Regions from separate parts of the Mus musculus genome. Here region 2 is linked to region 1. The links are chromatin loops, found by intact Hi-C in ENCODE. Cell type or tissue: gastrocnemius. All regions are shown on one strand.

What was found. Hi-C counts contacts between places; a loop is a spot of excess contacts. Peaks named below come from ENCODE experiments on the same cell type or tissue, not always from the same donor. Only the 100,000 strongest peaks of a DNase experiment are listed, where the experiment ranks them.
Region 2: a loop joins it to region 1, with 9 times the contacts of the local background. A loop is called at or near these places in 37 of 42 quality-filtered maps.

What each region holds. Positions count from the first base shown.
Region 1 is chr3:142,279,597-142,287,596 of GRCm38, reverse strand. All of the region lies in intron 7 of Pdlim5 (PDZ and LIM domain 5), which reads left to right. Among named protein-coding and RNA genes, the nearest start is that of Pdlim5, 110 kb to the left of the region's middle. In gastrocnemius, a CTCF peak has its summit at 4,706 (motif pointing left); a DNase peak (open chromatin) is centred at 4,706; H3K4me3 peaks cover 673 bases; H3K27ac peaks cover 272 bases.
Region 2 is chr3:142,472,441-142,480,440 of GRCm38, reverse strand. No RefSeq gene overlaps it. Among named protein-coding and RNA genes, the nearest start is that of Gbp5, 20 kb to the left of the region's middle. In gastrocnemius, CTCF peaks have their summits at 4,357 (motif pointing right) and 5,816 (motif pointing right); a DNase peak (open chromatin) is centred at 4,358; H3K4me3 peaks cover 302 bases.

The sequences.
Region 1 (8,000 bases):
AATTCAGTCAGTAAATATTTAACTTACGATAAGTATTATATTTAATTTTGTATCCGTCTATATTATGGTTTCTGATTTCAAGAAATTTTTTGTTTAGTGAGAGTCTTGACTTTAAACAAATTAATCACAAATAGTACAATATAATAATAAGACATTGCATGCAAGAAGACAGAAGTGTTATGAACACATGTAGTAGTGACAATATCACAGAGGAGGTTCCTTTAAACTGAGGTGAGAGGAATGCTTAGAAATTAATCAAGTGAGGTATGATACTCAGATGTAATGAAACATAGAAGTAGCAGAGTTTGATCTGTTTCAAGAAGAAATAGAAAGCTAGAGAGAGGAAGCACTCAGTGAGAATGCTGGAGAACAGCTAGAAGAGTCAGCTACCCATACATTGGTGCTGGAAGATCTAAGCAACACGTCTCAAGGCTTGTACTTTAAAGAGCATTATGATAGCTGTCTTAGGCAAGGGTTCTATTCCTGCACAAACATCATGACCAAGAAGCAAGCTGGGGAGGAAACTTCCACATCTCTGCTCATCACCAAAAGAAGTCAGGACTGGAACTCAAGCAGGTCAGGAAGCAGGAGCTGATGCAGAGGCCATGGAGGGATGTTCCTTACTGGCTTGCTTCTCCTGGCTTGCTCAGCCTGCTTCTTCCAGCCCAGAGATGGCACTGCCCACAATGGGCCCTCTCACCCTTGTTTCACTGAGAAAATGCCTTACAGTTGGATCTCATGGAGGCATTTCCTCAAAGGAGGCTCCTTTCTTTGTGATAACTCCAGCTGTGTCTAGTTGACACACAAAACCTAACATAACAGTACAAAAGGTATGCGCTATTCTCTTTCTCTGGGACAAAGCTCACCAGCTCAGCACCTTTACACCCCTTTTCTTTCTTTTTCTTCTTCTTTTTCTTTTTCTTTTTCTTTTTTTTTTCTTTTTCTTTTTTCTCCTCCTCCCCCTCCCCCTCCCCCTCCCCCTCTCCCTCTCTTCTCTTTTTTCCTTTCTGGCTTATTAATGTCCAGATCACAAACACATTGAATTTTGTGGGTAATTTAGTGTGCCATAATTACTCAACTCTCCACATACTATTAATAGACATATATACATAAATGAATGAGCTTAATAGTGTCCCAATAAAACTTTATGTATATGTACCAAAATATGCTATGTACTTTGCATGAGGGAAATCATGGGAAATATTCTTAGTTTTGTAAAAATATGGAAAGTATTTTTAGTTTGTAGTCTTTGTAAAATAAGTTGGTGGCTGGTTATGGTCGCTGGGCTCTAGGTTACTAACTTGTGCTGTATACTTTTGTCTAGCTTTGCCTCTACCTCTCATGGTACTTTAACTCTATATGGCAGTTTCTCAGGTTGTTGCAATTTTTACAGAGATGATCAATTTTAAATAAGGAGCAATACAAGCGCTCCTCTTCTGTTTATTTACCTTACATTTACATTTTCCATATAAGAATCAGTGAAATATGGCTGACCAATTCTATTTTTTCCATATATGGGTTTTTAAGAAAATGGGCAATTTTGTATTTTTCTTGTAAATCTTCCCAATGTTATATTTGGTGCTTGCTTGCTTTGAAACCAACGTTTTGTGTTTTCATCTTTTCTTTACCTGCTAATATTTCTTCTGAATTTAATGTTGCAGGCTAAAGAAAAATTGGCATAGATACATTTTAAAAAGAATGAAAAGTCAATGACAACAGAACATGGAAACAGGAGAGAGATTTGGGAAAGAGGAGTACAAGGAGATACTTGGGGGACTTTGATCAAAGAACATCTTTATAACAAGTATTTATATAAATTGTAGAGTGTTAAAAGGGGATGTGTAGCAATTGAGAATATCAATAAAATACATTGTATGGAAGTGTTATTATAAAAAGTTTAATTACATAAAAAAATTCCCCACAGCTGCTTGCAACTGTTGGCTGTATGACTAGATACACTACTTCCTTTATATACATCACCATTTATACCGTCCCTATGCTTTCAGTTCTACAACAATGCAGTACCTACCCAAACCAGTGCACACAGTAAGGGCAGACAGAGGTGGTCCAAATCCCATGTATTGTATTCCATGTATTCCTTGTATCATATGTGAAATGTTGACACCTTATTAAGTTCTTGGAGTTTTTTTTTAAGTAATTCAAAGCCGTGTAATCAGTGAATGGGACTTTCCGGCCACCTTTCCCTTTAAGCATCATCTGTTATCACATGGTTTAGCCATGTTGAGTGATTTGGGAGAACAGCCTATATTATCATATGGGTTTAGCCATGGTGAGTGATTTGGGAGAACAGCCTATATTATCATATGGGTTTAGCCATGGTGAGTGATTTGGAAGAATAGCCTATATTATCACATGGGTTTAGCCATGGTGAGTGATTTGGGAGAACAGCCTATATTATCACATGGGTTTAGCCATGGTGAGTGATTTAGGAGAATAGCCTATATTATCACATGGGTTTAGCCATGGTGAGTGATTTGGGAGAATAGCCTATATTGGGTGCTGAGGGTTAGGTTTGCAGCTACAGAGCTAGAAGTAAGAACCAATTAGAGTATTCCTAGATATGAATTACTGACACTTAAATGACAGTATGCCTGGTAAACATAGTCTCAACTTTACATTAATCTTTCCTTTGCTTTGTTTTTTACTTCTGAAAACTTAGGTTTTACAGTTCTCTGGAAGACCCCCTTAAGAACGGACCACACCCACCTGCAGCTCCCCAGCTGTTAAAAGTTCATAGTCAAGTAGCCATAGTTTCTAAGGAAGCAGCCACTTACTCTAGGTAGAGTTCTTTTTCCATTTCAGTGCTGGTGATGAATGTAACTACTAAACTCACTGAAAATGGGAGCACAGTTGTGGATTGAGGAGCTAATGTCATTAACATGCTTAGCCTCAGAACACTGCTTTAGTCTGCTTTTATATTCTATTTATGCATTGGTTTAGTTTTTAACTTCTAATACAGAATGAAGAAGTCTGTGTCTTTTGTTTATTCACTTTGAGATATGTTAAATTAACTTCCTGAGTTTGCCTTTAGTCTCTTCAGTTCAGTCATTTACCTCTGAAAGAAGAGAAGCAGAGAGAGAGCTCATGCTGCAGACAGACATGTTCTTAGATGATAGAGAAGGACCTGCACGACATTGATGGTTCTTTCATATTTATTATTATTTTTTTAACCATTGGAGGGTAGAACTTCATTAATTTCCTCTTTTCCTGGACTACAGAATGGCTTACCGTTACATTTTTAGCTGATTATTTTAAACCTGGTTTCTATTTCTTATTCACTTTCCCTCAATAGTAACCGTTGACTCAAAGACAGGAGAGACTGAGAGACCCACACATTGAATCTCTTGGTACCTGCTCTTCACCCTAGCGCTCACTCACATGTCCTCACTGCACTGAAAGCGGTACACATAGCCATACGTTCCGATTAGAGATATGCAGATCACCTTTGTTTCTATATGATCTGTTAAAACTGACTTCCTGTGATTCATGTAATCACATCAGTGGAGGCAGGTTCTTAATAACCTTTGTGGACTTGGCCTCATCGCGTGTTGGAGGTGGCCATTGTCACAACTTTTTAAACCAAAAAGTAGTTACAGTGCTATAGCGATGTTATTATTAGTAACTTAAATCCATAGAGGAAGATAAGAAGAAAATCCCACTCCATGTTTTTAGACTATCCTATTTAAATAGAAAAAAATTCAATAAATCTTGATCACCAGTTTTGAGAGTCCTGCATTCATAGTGATGGACTGTAAATTCTTTCCCAGATATTTTACTATTTGTAAAGAAAGAAAAAAATAAGTATTTTAGGTCATAAGGACACCTCTGAATATGAAATTTTATCTCATTTAAAAACCTACACAGCTAAGTCAAAATAGAACTGTGGGATTTTGCTGAGAAGATGATTTGATTATTTATATTCTTGAAAACTGTTTAACTTTTCCATAGATTCTTACCACCCAGAATAGCTCAACCCTATATTATTTTAAAGTTATTTCCTGTTCATGTTAATAAATGCTGTTGCTTCTGAACATGTAGGCAGTTCTGCTTCTAAGACATCTCATGAAAATGCCATGAACTAGGTATATGTCTACTCCCAGACAGCTCGTCTTATGTAAAAACTTTTTAAGAAAAATTCCCTTATCCCTGCTTACAGAATCGCAGCTTTTATTTTCAGATTCATTTTCTTCTTGGTTGTCTATGTATATATATGATATATGGGATATATAATGTGGTTGACATTACATTGTGCTTGATGAAAAAACAGTCATAGGCTTACGCATTAAATTTAAATGTCTGAAATTTCGGATATAATTAGTAAGTGACCTAAATAACTGTCATTCCTTTACATGGCTCACCTTCATGTCTAAATACTGATGTAGAATAGGTGCCGACTTGTGTTTATTCTGCTGTCTTTTCTTACTTTCATTTTTTCTTCCCCCTGTCTTTTTTTCCCTGTCAAGTGTAAGCAGGTCTACAAGAACTGTAGAAGGTGCTTTGGAAGGCTTTGGAAACTTTCCTGCCTTCTCCCCTCCTACTAGATACAGTGCTGTAGTCGTCAGTGATGCGGCTGCCACTGTGTCTGCTGCTCTCGCTGCGAAAACCAGGTAGAATTATGTGTGCAGTATATGTCTGTGGTCCCAGCGTCTTCCAGTGTTCAGAGGCTGGGTTCTGTAGTGAGCTCCCCCTTGTGTCGTATGCGTGTCACACAGGCTGTGAGTAAATCCACAGGATTGGAGAATGTTCTTGAAAAGCAGCCATGGCTCCATTTTCACAGCTCCCACTATTCGTATCTCTCAGTTGTGCTCACTATCATGTATTATGTTCCTACAGACTTTAGAGTTTATAGCTTTCAGTTGTCGCTGAGGCTGAGTCAGGTAGAAATTAAATTTCTGATGATGCTATCGTATTCCACAACATTGGTGAATTAAAGCCTAATTATTCCGTGAAACAGCCCTTCTATGTGCCTTGCTTCTATACTATTTCACATTTATAGGTGTAATGCTTGCTTTTTTTTTTTTTTTTTTTTTGGTTTTTGGTTTTTGGTTTTTAGTTTTTCGAGACAGGATTCCTCTGTATAGCCCTGGCTGTCCTGGAACTCACTTTGTAGATCAGGCTGGCCTTAAACTCAGAAATCTGCCTGCCTCTGCCTCCCAAGTGCTGGGACTAAAGGCGTGCGCCACCACGCCTGGCTTAAATGCTTTTGAAAGCTAGCCTTGCATGACTGTAATAAAAATTTCCTTAGTTGTTTTTGTATTTGAGAAAAGGTCTCTCTGCATAGCCCTAGCTGTCCAAGGAACTCACTTTGTACACCAGACTGTTTTAAATCAAACTCACAGAAAGGAAGATCGGCCTGACTCTGTCTCTCAAGTACTGGGATTAAAGGTGTGTGCCATCCGGCCAAGCCAAACAATACAATGAAATCTCGGTGCTTCTATTCACCCTCCCCACTGCTTTGCTTTGTCTTTGTCTCCCTCCTCCCCATCTCTTTCTCACTCCTAAAGGAGATGTCTCAGACCGTAGACTGAAAGCGGGCATTCTTTTGTGGACACTGCAAGTTGTCACTGACGCTCCTCTCTGAATGCTTGCCAGGCTCTTCGGCCCTGAAAACTCCCAGTCTCTTCTGGATGCACTGTGCATCAGCACTGTCCCCAAGCCTCTAGCTCTTTCCTGTCTTCAGTCCTCTGAGGAGTCGAGTGGCTCTGTCCACGTTAAGAAGAGCAGGTACTATGGAGGGACCATGGCTTGTGGAAGGTTGTTTCCTCTAACAGCACACTATGATGTAACAGGCCAGATGCAAAGGTTGCAGGACTGATGTAAGCTGTGTTGAATTAGCTGCACTTTCAATGCAGTGCCCAAGCCCATGCATGCTCTCTCATTGGCCTGTCGCTCACCTTCTAATCCATTACGATGTCTTTAATAGCACTCTTGATGTTTGGTATGAGGTCATGAATAATTTTGCCAATATTTAAACTGTAGTGGAATCTGGGCTTTTATTACATGGCTACAGCTGCAGTACCATAGTCAAATGATTAATAATCCATGCATTTTTAAAAGATGGAAAGCAATATAATTATTATGGCTGACTACTATCTTATAGTCCATATGCATGAGAATTTTACTTGAAAAGTTATTTAATTTTTACTGTATGTGCTAAATGCATGTGTTCAGCTTTATATTGCTGTGATAATATACATGGGATAAGCAGTTTGTGCAGAGGTAAGGATTGTTGTGGCTTGTGGTTTGGGGTTTCGGTGTGTGGTTGCCTGGCTCCATTGCTTTTGTGCCTGTGATCAGGACCATGTGTTAGAGCTGAGCTGTTTAACCTCACAGTGGCAGGAAAGGGGAGGGGCTGGGTCCCCATGCTATCTGTAAGGGCACACTGCTTATCACCTGACTGCCTCCCAATGGTGCTCACCTCCTCAAGGGTACACCACTTCCCATAGTGCCACAGGCAACCACTTAAGCTTTTCCAGAGCCAAACTATAGAAAATCAGAAATAATTACAGAAAATTAATGGTTAACCCAGAAGTTACTAAGCATAATACAGAGATAAAAATAGCCCAGGGTTGGCTAAATGTGTAATCTCAGTGAGTCAGGCAGAGAACATATGTTGTGTCAAATGTAAAATCAGTAGCAAAGTAAACGTCTACCACTGTAGCTAGTGGTGGTCGGCTATAACGAGCTGTCAGTCTCTGGCTACCCAGCATTACAGAGCTTCTCATTATGCTACACTGCAGTTCTACAGTAGTTAGTAAAGTGTTTAAGTTGGTGTCAGGGAGAGCAGACCATTTCTAAGGGAAAACACTGAAGTTGTTTAAATTTTAGGTTCTTGAGTCTAGTTGGACCACACTTTAAGAACTGGATGGGATGTTATGTGACTCTACTCCTTCAGAGTTCCTTGGTCATCATCACATAGGTAATACCTGCAGCTCCAGCCTGAAAGAAGCTCTCTGGGAACCCTGTGAGAGGGAACATTAGTAGTCCGTGCTTTGCCTTTTATCAGCGGCGATACACAAAGCACATATTTTGATATTTGAGACAGGGTGTAGAGTTAGGAGCATGACTCAGTGGAATGCTTGTCTAAGAGCTGAGGATCTGGGTTCTGTTTCTATCACTGGAAAAATAACCATAATGTACATAAGTACACATGACTTAGATTTTTATAGCTTCTTTATAGTGTGCCTCAGATCCTTAATGTTTGAAAAGTAAGTTTAAAATTTAAGTATTAGGTGTTAGTGGGGAGAGAATTTATATAAACCCTTGTATAAAAAAATACAACCTAAATTAAAACATGTTAGCTTACAATAATCTTCATAGGACTTTTAACTTAATTTAAATAATTGTAATTTAAAATTGTACCTCAGATTAAAATCCAGAACTGAAACTATACTTATAAGTAAATTGTTACATGAAGTATTAATTTAGTAACCATATTCACTAACAATATCATTACCATTAAACTACACACTTAGAACATAGATACAATTATCAGTGCCATTTTCAACACTTAACTCAGTGTTGAGGATTGTACAAGTACTTTAGTTCATGCTTGTTATAACCCTGGAAGAAAGGCAATATATTTGTACTGTTTGAAGATAAAGAACTTTACTAAGGTTAAGTAATATACTCCTAGCATGGCAGAGTTCCCATCCTTAAGTAATCTTAATGTAGTGAAGACAAGGTACATATAAAACTTACAGTTTTTAAAACAGCCATCACAAGTGAATGTACATTTATATGCCAGATATTAAATAAATGATAATAAATAGATAAGTTAATTACAAGTAGTTAATTTGTAACAGCTTGAGGAGTTAAATATAGAATAGTGTTAAAAATAGAATAACTGCCTATGGTAGAGCACAGCACTAAGTGGGTACTTTTAGTTCTTCTGTTAAGCACAGGTAGAACTCGGATGCTTGCAAAAGGAAGGTGTTGAAGGGTACCTGTCGTACAAAGTCTGCCTGGAAAGAATAGTA
Region 2 (8,000 bases), 190 kb before region 1:
ATATTGTTTAACTTTGGTTTCTCCACCTATAATAATTGTGAGTCTTCTTGGGCATAGTAGCCTGGGCTAGCATTTTTGATCTCTTAGGGTCTGTATGACATCTGCTCAGGCTCTTCTGGCTTTTATAGTCTCTGGTGAGAAGTCTTGTGTAATTCTGACAAGTCTGCCTTTATATGTTACTTGGCCTTCTTCCCTTACTGCTTTCAATATTCTTTCTTTGCTTTGTGCCTTTGGTGTTTTAATTATTATGTGATGAGAGGAATTTCTTTTCTGGTCCTATCTGTTTGGTGTTCTGTAGGCTTCTTGTATGTTTATGAGCATTTCTTTCTTTACGTTAGGAAAGTTTTCTTCTATAATTTTGTTGAAGATGTTTGCTGGCCCTTTGAGTTGGAAATCTTCACTCTCTTCTACAGCTATTATTCTCAGGTTGGGTCTTTTCATTGTGTCCTAGATTTCTTCAATGTTTTGAGATAGGAGCTTTTTGCTTTTTGAATTTTCCTTGACTGTTGTGTCTATGTCTTGTATCTTCTGCCGCTGAGATTCTCTTCTATCTCTTGTATTCTGTTGCTGATGCTTACATCTGTGATTCCTGTTCTCTTTCCTAGGCTTTCCATCTCCAGGACCGTCTCCCTTTGCGATTTCTTTATTGCTTCTACTTCCATTTTTAGATCCTGGAGGGCTTTGTTCAATTTCTTCACCTGTTTGATTGTATTCTCCTGTGCTTCTTTAAGGGATTTATGTGTTTCCTTTTTAAGGGCTTCTACTTGTTTATTTATGTTCTTCTGCCTTTCTTTAAGGAAGTTATTTATGTCCTTCTTAAAGTCCTCTAACATCTTCATGAAATGAGAGTTTAGTTCTGAATCTTGTTTTAAGGTTGTGTTTGGGGATCCAGGACGTGCTGTAGTGGGAGAACTGAGTTCTGATGTTGCCAAGTCAAATTGGTTTCTGTTGCTTATGTTCTTATGCTTGCCTCTTGCCATCTGGTTATCTCTGGTGTTATCTGGCCTCCCTGTCTCTGACTGGGGCCTGTCCTTTCCTGTGATCCTGTGATCCTGGGGAGTCCAGCTGTGGGGTCCAGCTGCCACTGTGCTATGTGGGATCAGGTCTCTACTCAGAGTGGGCACAGGTGGAAGCCGGAAGATGCCCAGGTTCTGGCTAGGCTGGAATCTGCTTCCCTGGTCAGAGGGGTCCTGGTATGCTGGGATCTCTGGGCAGAGTTTAAGATCTCACTTGTAAAGCTGGATGTGTCTGAATACCTGGGGGTCGAGCTGCAACTGATATGTGTGATATGAGGGATCCCTCAATGACATAATGTGTTTGTCTGGCCAGAAACCCCTCCCTTGATGTAATTGCTTCTACATTTTCACTGCAATGCCTGCCTACTTACTTTACTGAGTTTATAATTCAAAATATACAACTTTTGAAGGGAAATGTGGCAATGTCAAAGTGAAGAAACAGAGGGAAGACTAGGGATTCCTTCTAACTCTACACTGTCCCCATCTTCACCGTCACCTTTTCCCTCTTTCTCTGTCACCACGTTAAATTCAATACAAAATCTTAACAACTTATTATTAAGCTGAATATGTTTAGAAATTGTGTTGGGGGTGCAAACATTTAATTCTTTATGACTTTATATTTGTGGCTATCCAGCACAGAATCAACTCCACCCAGCTATCTCAAACTGAGCCCCTGATCTTTTCTTTCCAGTCCCTATAGACAGACAGACAGACAGACAGACAGACACACACACACACACACACACACACACACTATAATATTCATACCACAAAGGCACACACACACTGTACTCCTCCACTAGCGCTTCACATCTCAATGCTAACTTATTTCTTCCTGTTCCTCAGGACATGACAGTGGTAGTTTATTTCAACATCTCCTTTCCTCTTATACTCTTGACAAATCTGTGTGACTAGCCTATTGCTACATACCCAGAATCAAGATCTTCCACCATTGAACACAGTAACATTTCCACTGCCTTTCTTATACATTATTGCAGTATAATATTTTCTCTTTCACTGTTACTTGGAAGACAGCACAGTGAACCCTCTAAAGTATAAAGTACAAACTACATCTCTCCTCTGCTCAAACCCTCCCAGCTCCTTTTCCACTGGGAAAACTGGTTTTGTACCCACCAGATCCTCATGTCTCACCAATCTTATCTCCTGCTTTCCCGATTCCTTCAATTCTAGCCACACCAGACTTGTTTATATTTGCAAACACATCTACCCTGTTTCTGCGTGACCTCTGGAGGTCCAGGTTCATTGCAGGAAATATTTTAAAAAGAACTGGCAGGCCTCCCGTGCTACCGCCAGCAACCAGTGGACCACATGGCTCCAGCCAGGTGATCTCAACTTGGCCATCTCTCTGTGCCAGAGCTCTCTTGGTGGATCTCTGTGACCAGGTCCATGCTACAACCATCCACCCCTGACAGGCCATCACAATATCCATTTACCCGGTTGAATCAAAACTCTTGAAGCTTATAATTAGCCAATGAGATTTATGTATCAATAAATGATCAATTTACAAAATGCCAGTACAATAATTTCAGAACCAATTGAAAATGATAAAAGCTTTAGTCCAATTATTCTAACCTTATGGTATCATAACTACCTGCGGCTGGTTATTGTTATGAAAATCTTCATGAGAAGTCACTTTTCAGTCTGGAAGAGTTTTGATTCTAGGGAAGGCAGAGGCGTCTCCCTCGGAGATGGTAACTTTGAAGAACTCTTAATAGCTCTTAATGCACGGCATGGTGGTAACAGCATTGTCACAGCAAATGAACACGTTTCAGTGAGTTTTGAGTTACTTGTAATACTTTCCATAAACCCTCCAATGTGGGAAAAAGAGTTTGAAAGTTAGTTTCCCGCTGTCTCTGCAACTCTTATTCTGCCTCCCTTTTCCCTTTCCAATCACAGGCCTCCTGCTGCCCTAATGTAATTGGACAGAGAAAATCTTGTGACTCAGGTTTACTTCCTTTTGCCGTAAGGAACCTCTCCTAACTACCCGAGGACCTTGTTCTTGTGCTGCCGAGAGTGTTGTTCAAACATCTGACCTCACCACGGATCCATCTTCTCCATCGTCTCCCACGGACCCATCGTCTCCCATGGGCCCATCGTCTCCCACGGACCCACCATCTCCCACGGACCCATCGTCTCCCTCCGTGGAAACTGCACTGAACCTGCACTCATCCTTCATTTACCTCAGGCCTCAGAGCTGATGAACACACTCCTTATACCACATTTTAACTCTATTTTCTGGCTCCATGCAATGCAATATAAACGGACAGCAAGCACTCTCCATACATCCTTTCCTTTAATACTGTAAAAAGTTTCTGAAAAGTGTCTATAGATCGTGATCACTATAACATCAATAACCTTGAATTAATCAATCAATGAATAATCGAATAGGCAGAAGCAGGACTTCCACAGCCCACCTACTTTCTCTCTTAAATAACACAAGGACAGACCACTGCTGCCTGCTCCTTTAGTTCCATCTTGAAGTTTAATAAAACCAATGGCCACCCTGCATCTTCTTGTAAAAATATGCTAGCATTTGCACCTGTGTGTGTGTGTGTGTGTGTGTGTGTGTGTGTGTGTGTGTGTGTATTTATGTGTGTGTTTGACCCAATAGTCATTCTTTTTCCTCAAATCACTGTTCTGGGGTCGGGTTCTTTCCTAGTGAAATACCCCCATTTGACAGTTCTCTCTTTTTATACAATGGTTCGGTAACACCTGAAAACCTCTTCTAACTATATTCATGCCTGTGATTTAATGGTGCCTAAAGTTAAGGGCTAGTGCGTATAAGTTCGTGAAACTGTGCATTAAGGGTATGCCCTTCCCAGGTAGACTTAGCCCTAGTGTGATTTAGGAAGGTCTAATAATCTAAATCTCAGGAACTACTTCTAAGAACTTCATTCTACCCTCAAATGTGGAGTTTTTTCAAGACATGATGAGAAATACAAAGTGCTTTTCACTGTTTCCAGACAGTGCTCGGGGACCTAGAATCAGGTTCAAGGCAGGCATTCTCCAGGTATTCGTCCTCTGTGGTGGGCTGCTGTGTAACCTCAGCTTCAGACTGAAGTCCTCTACACTCCAGATAGAGTTGGGAAGAAACCGAGCAACTCTGATGGCAGCTTAGGGAAGACTTTGTCCTTATTATTTCTGTGAGTCCTGAAACATAACTAGGAATTATTTAAAGAAAAGGAATTGTCCCCATAAGAGAGCAGTCCACAAGACCGGGGACAGTCAGAACCTGGTGCTTGGCGTGGAGTGGATGTCTGTTAATTGAGGTAATTGATTAAACAATCATCCTGCAAAACTGAAAGAACTGTTTTGTGGATGTCCAGCAGAGGGCGCTACACAACCAAAGAAAGCTGGCTTCCATCTGAAAGAAGCTGTGCAAACCAGTAAAGATGTGAACCTGTTTAAAAATTTATATATGTATCAACAAATACTGAGTATCTTTTCAAAAAAAAGTGAAATTTTCTACAGCAAAAGCCAACTTTGGACCTCAAGAACGATTAACATAATAAAAGCTAGAAAACACATTTTAAAGACAAGATTAAAATACTTATGTATTTATACACAACAATACTATACATAGGTCCATTCTTGTTTTGAATGCCTGTTCAGTGAGCAAGAATGAAAATTCTGAACCTGTCCTAGTTAGGGTTTCTATTGCTATGATGAAACACCGTGACCAAAAGTGAATCAGAGAAGAAAGGGTTATTTCAGCTTACACTTCTGCATAGTAGCCCACCATCGAAGGGAGTCAGGAGAGGAACTCAAACAGAGCATGGAGAGGCGCTGCTTTCTGACTTGCTCATGTGACTTGCTCAGTCTGCTTATAAAACGCAGTACCAATTTGCAAAACACATGAAACTGAAGAAGAACGAAGACCAAAGTGTGGACACTTTGCCCCTTCTTAGAATTGGAAACAATCACCCATGGAAGGAGTTACAGAGACAAAGTTTGGAGCTGAGACAAAAGGATGGCCCATCTAGAGACTGCCATATCCAGGGATCCATCCCATAATTAGCCTCCAAACGATGACACCATTGCATACACTAGCAAGCGTTTGTTGCAAGGACCGTAAAATAGCTGTCTCTTGTGAGACTAGGCTGGGGCCTAGCAAACACAGAAGTGGATGCTCACAGTCAGCTATTGGATGGATCACAGGGCCCCCAATGGAGGAGCTAGAGAAAGTACCCAAGGAGCTAAAGAGATCTGCAACCCTATCGGTGGAACAACATTATGAACTAACCAGTACCCCGGAGCTCTTGACTCTAGCTGCAAATGTATCAAAAGATGGCCTAGTCGGCCATCACTGGAAAGAGAGGCCCATTGGACAGGCAAACTTTATATGCCCCAGTACAGGGGAATGCCAGGGCCAAAAAATGGGAATGGGTGGGTAGGGGAGTGGGGGGGGGGGTGTGGGGGACGTTTGGGATAGCATTGGAAATGTAATTGAGGAAAATAAGTAATAAAAAAACAACAACAACAACAACAACAAAAAACGCAGTACCAACAGCCCAGGGGTGGCACCACCCACAATGGGCTGGCTCCTTCCCTTTTAATCACTAATTAAGAGAATGCCTTACAGGTATGTTCTCAACTGAGGCTCCCTCCTCTATGATGACTCTAGTTTGTGTCAAGTTGACATGAACTGACCAGTACACAGGGAGTGAGCCAAAAGGCCATGGAAACAAAATTGAAGAGGTATATCAGAAGTTGCAGAAGGTAAGTAAAGGCATTTCACTACATTTCCTATGAGCCAATGTTATTACATCTAGAAACCACTAGAGGGCGCGAGCTGTGCAAATGTGTGTGCAGGTTTCCTCTTTGTGGCTACTTGAATTCTTCCGTGTGGCAGTCACCTATGGAATAACATGTTCCAGTGCGTGCTACTCCATAAAGACGTTGTCACAACGCTGCCTAGACATCTTAGTACCCACAGCGGGAAACTAACTTTCAAACTCTTTTTTTTTCCCTACAATGGAGGGTTTATGGAAACTTTTACGAGTAACTCAAAACTCACTGAACGTGTGTTCATTTGTTTGTTGTGACAATGCTGTTACTAATTATCACCGCGCCGTGCATTAAGAGCTATTAAGGGTTCTTCAAAGTTACCATCTCCGAGATAGACGCCTCTGCCTTCCCTAGAATCAAAACTCTTCCAGACTGAAAAGTGACTTCTCATGGGGATTTCCATAACTATAAACCCCGAGCTATAGAGGTGTGAGGAGAAGATAAGGGCTCCTTTTGTAGCCAGACACAACAAGAGCCATTGAATACCTGACTGCCAGTCCATCTTCTCCTTGTTCTCCGCTCAACTTCATAACCATGATCACATAGGATGCTGTCTAAATACGGAAAGGCGGAGCTGTTGGTGGGAGGTTTATGGAGCTCCCCAGCCGCAGTGCCTTTGTTCCTAGATCACAGTCTGTTGCTGAGTATTAAGCATTGCCCCACCACAGGTGCTCAGACCACGGAAAAGATGAATTTTCTAGACGTGGAGTCTGGCTCAGATGAACCTAATCAAGGTCCAGAGCTTGCAAGTGACAAAGTAAGATCCGAATCTAAACGTCTGACTACACCCATCCTTAATGACTTTTCTTGCTCAAAGAGTTACTAATTACAAGTACTCCAGGCAGAAGCAAGACAGCCCCTGAGCTCAGGACCTGTGAGCAATAAATACTCCTTTGCTTTTGATTCACAGGAGGCTCCTTCCTAGAAGGGCTGTACTGGCAGGTGCAGTTCAGCAACTAAACAGAAGTTCACAACCGAGTGCCAATCGGTCTATGCTAAGTGAAAACCAGAAACAGATCCCAGTCCTTCCCACGAGACGTGAGTGAGAGATGAAAATAAAGACTTACCGCTCTGTAAGTACCGAACATAGAGTTCCATTCAGACCAGGTATGGAAACTGTGTCATGAGTGATGACCATCTAGTCACATTTCAATCATCCATCCATTCATACAAACATTCACTCACTCATTCACTCACTCACTCATTCATTCATTCATTCATTCTCTAACTTCCCACTACCATTCACTCATTTTCCAAAAACTTCAGTCATTAGAAGATGCCTTTAGAGCCAGGCCTGATGGCTCACGCTTAAAATCCCACTATAGGAAGCCCTGTGTTAATGAAGTCCTGAGTGAATGTGTATTGTTTGGTGTGGACTACATCAATGACCCTAGCCACAGACCCATGGGAAGTGGCAAAGCCTTCCCCCACCCCAGAATGAGTCTTGGAGGGATGGCAGAGCCTTCCTTTGGTCCATGTGCAGATGTTGATAGCTTGTGCATAAAATATCCACTACAGCTTTCTCTCTTCCTTCCACAGCACAGCCTGAAGACTTCGAGCCTACAAAGACTACTCCTAAAGAGAGAAGCTAAACCTACCTCCTTGATCCAGCCATAGCCTTAAGCCCTGCTACCTTGTTTTACATGTATGCAATAACCCTGCCTTCATGTCCAGCTGTATACAATAACCCACCTCCCTATTCAACTCTGTATGATAAACATGTTGAAATCCAAGGGGCTAGGGTTTCCCTAGACCGCCCAACCCCACTGTGTGTGTGTGTGTGTGTGTGTGTGTGTGTGTGTGTGTGAGAGAGAGAGAGAGAGAGAGAGAGAGAGAGAGAGAAAATGCATGTGTCTTTATTCCCTCTCCCCACCCAGTCAGGCCAAATCCCTGAAAGCTATGCAAGGATGTAGCATCCTACCTGGGTGGGAGCTAAGGTTAAAAAGATTTACCATAAGTTCAAAGCCAGCCAGAGCTATATAGTTCCAGAATAAGCCGAGTGTGAGCCTCTACCTCAAAAAGTGGTAATAATTAATAATAATAATAATAATAATATTATGGGGTGTCAAGCTTTCTCTCGTTTTATATCCTTTCTGTTTATGGAGTTCCAGAGTCTGTAAAACACAAATTTAGTAAAATCAGATTTACAGCAAAGGTAAAGACTTCAACCAGGTT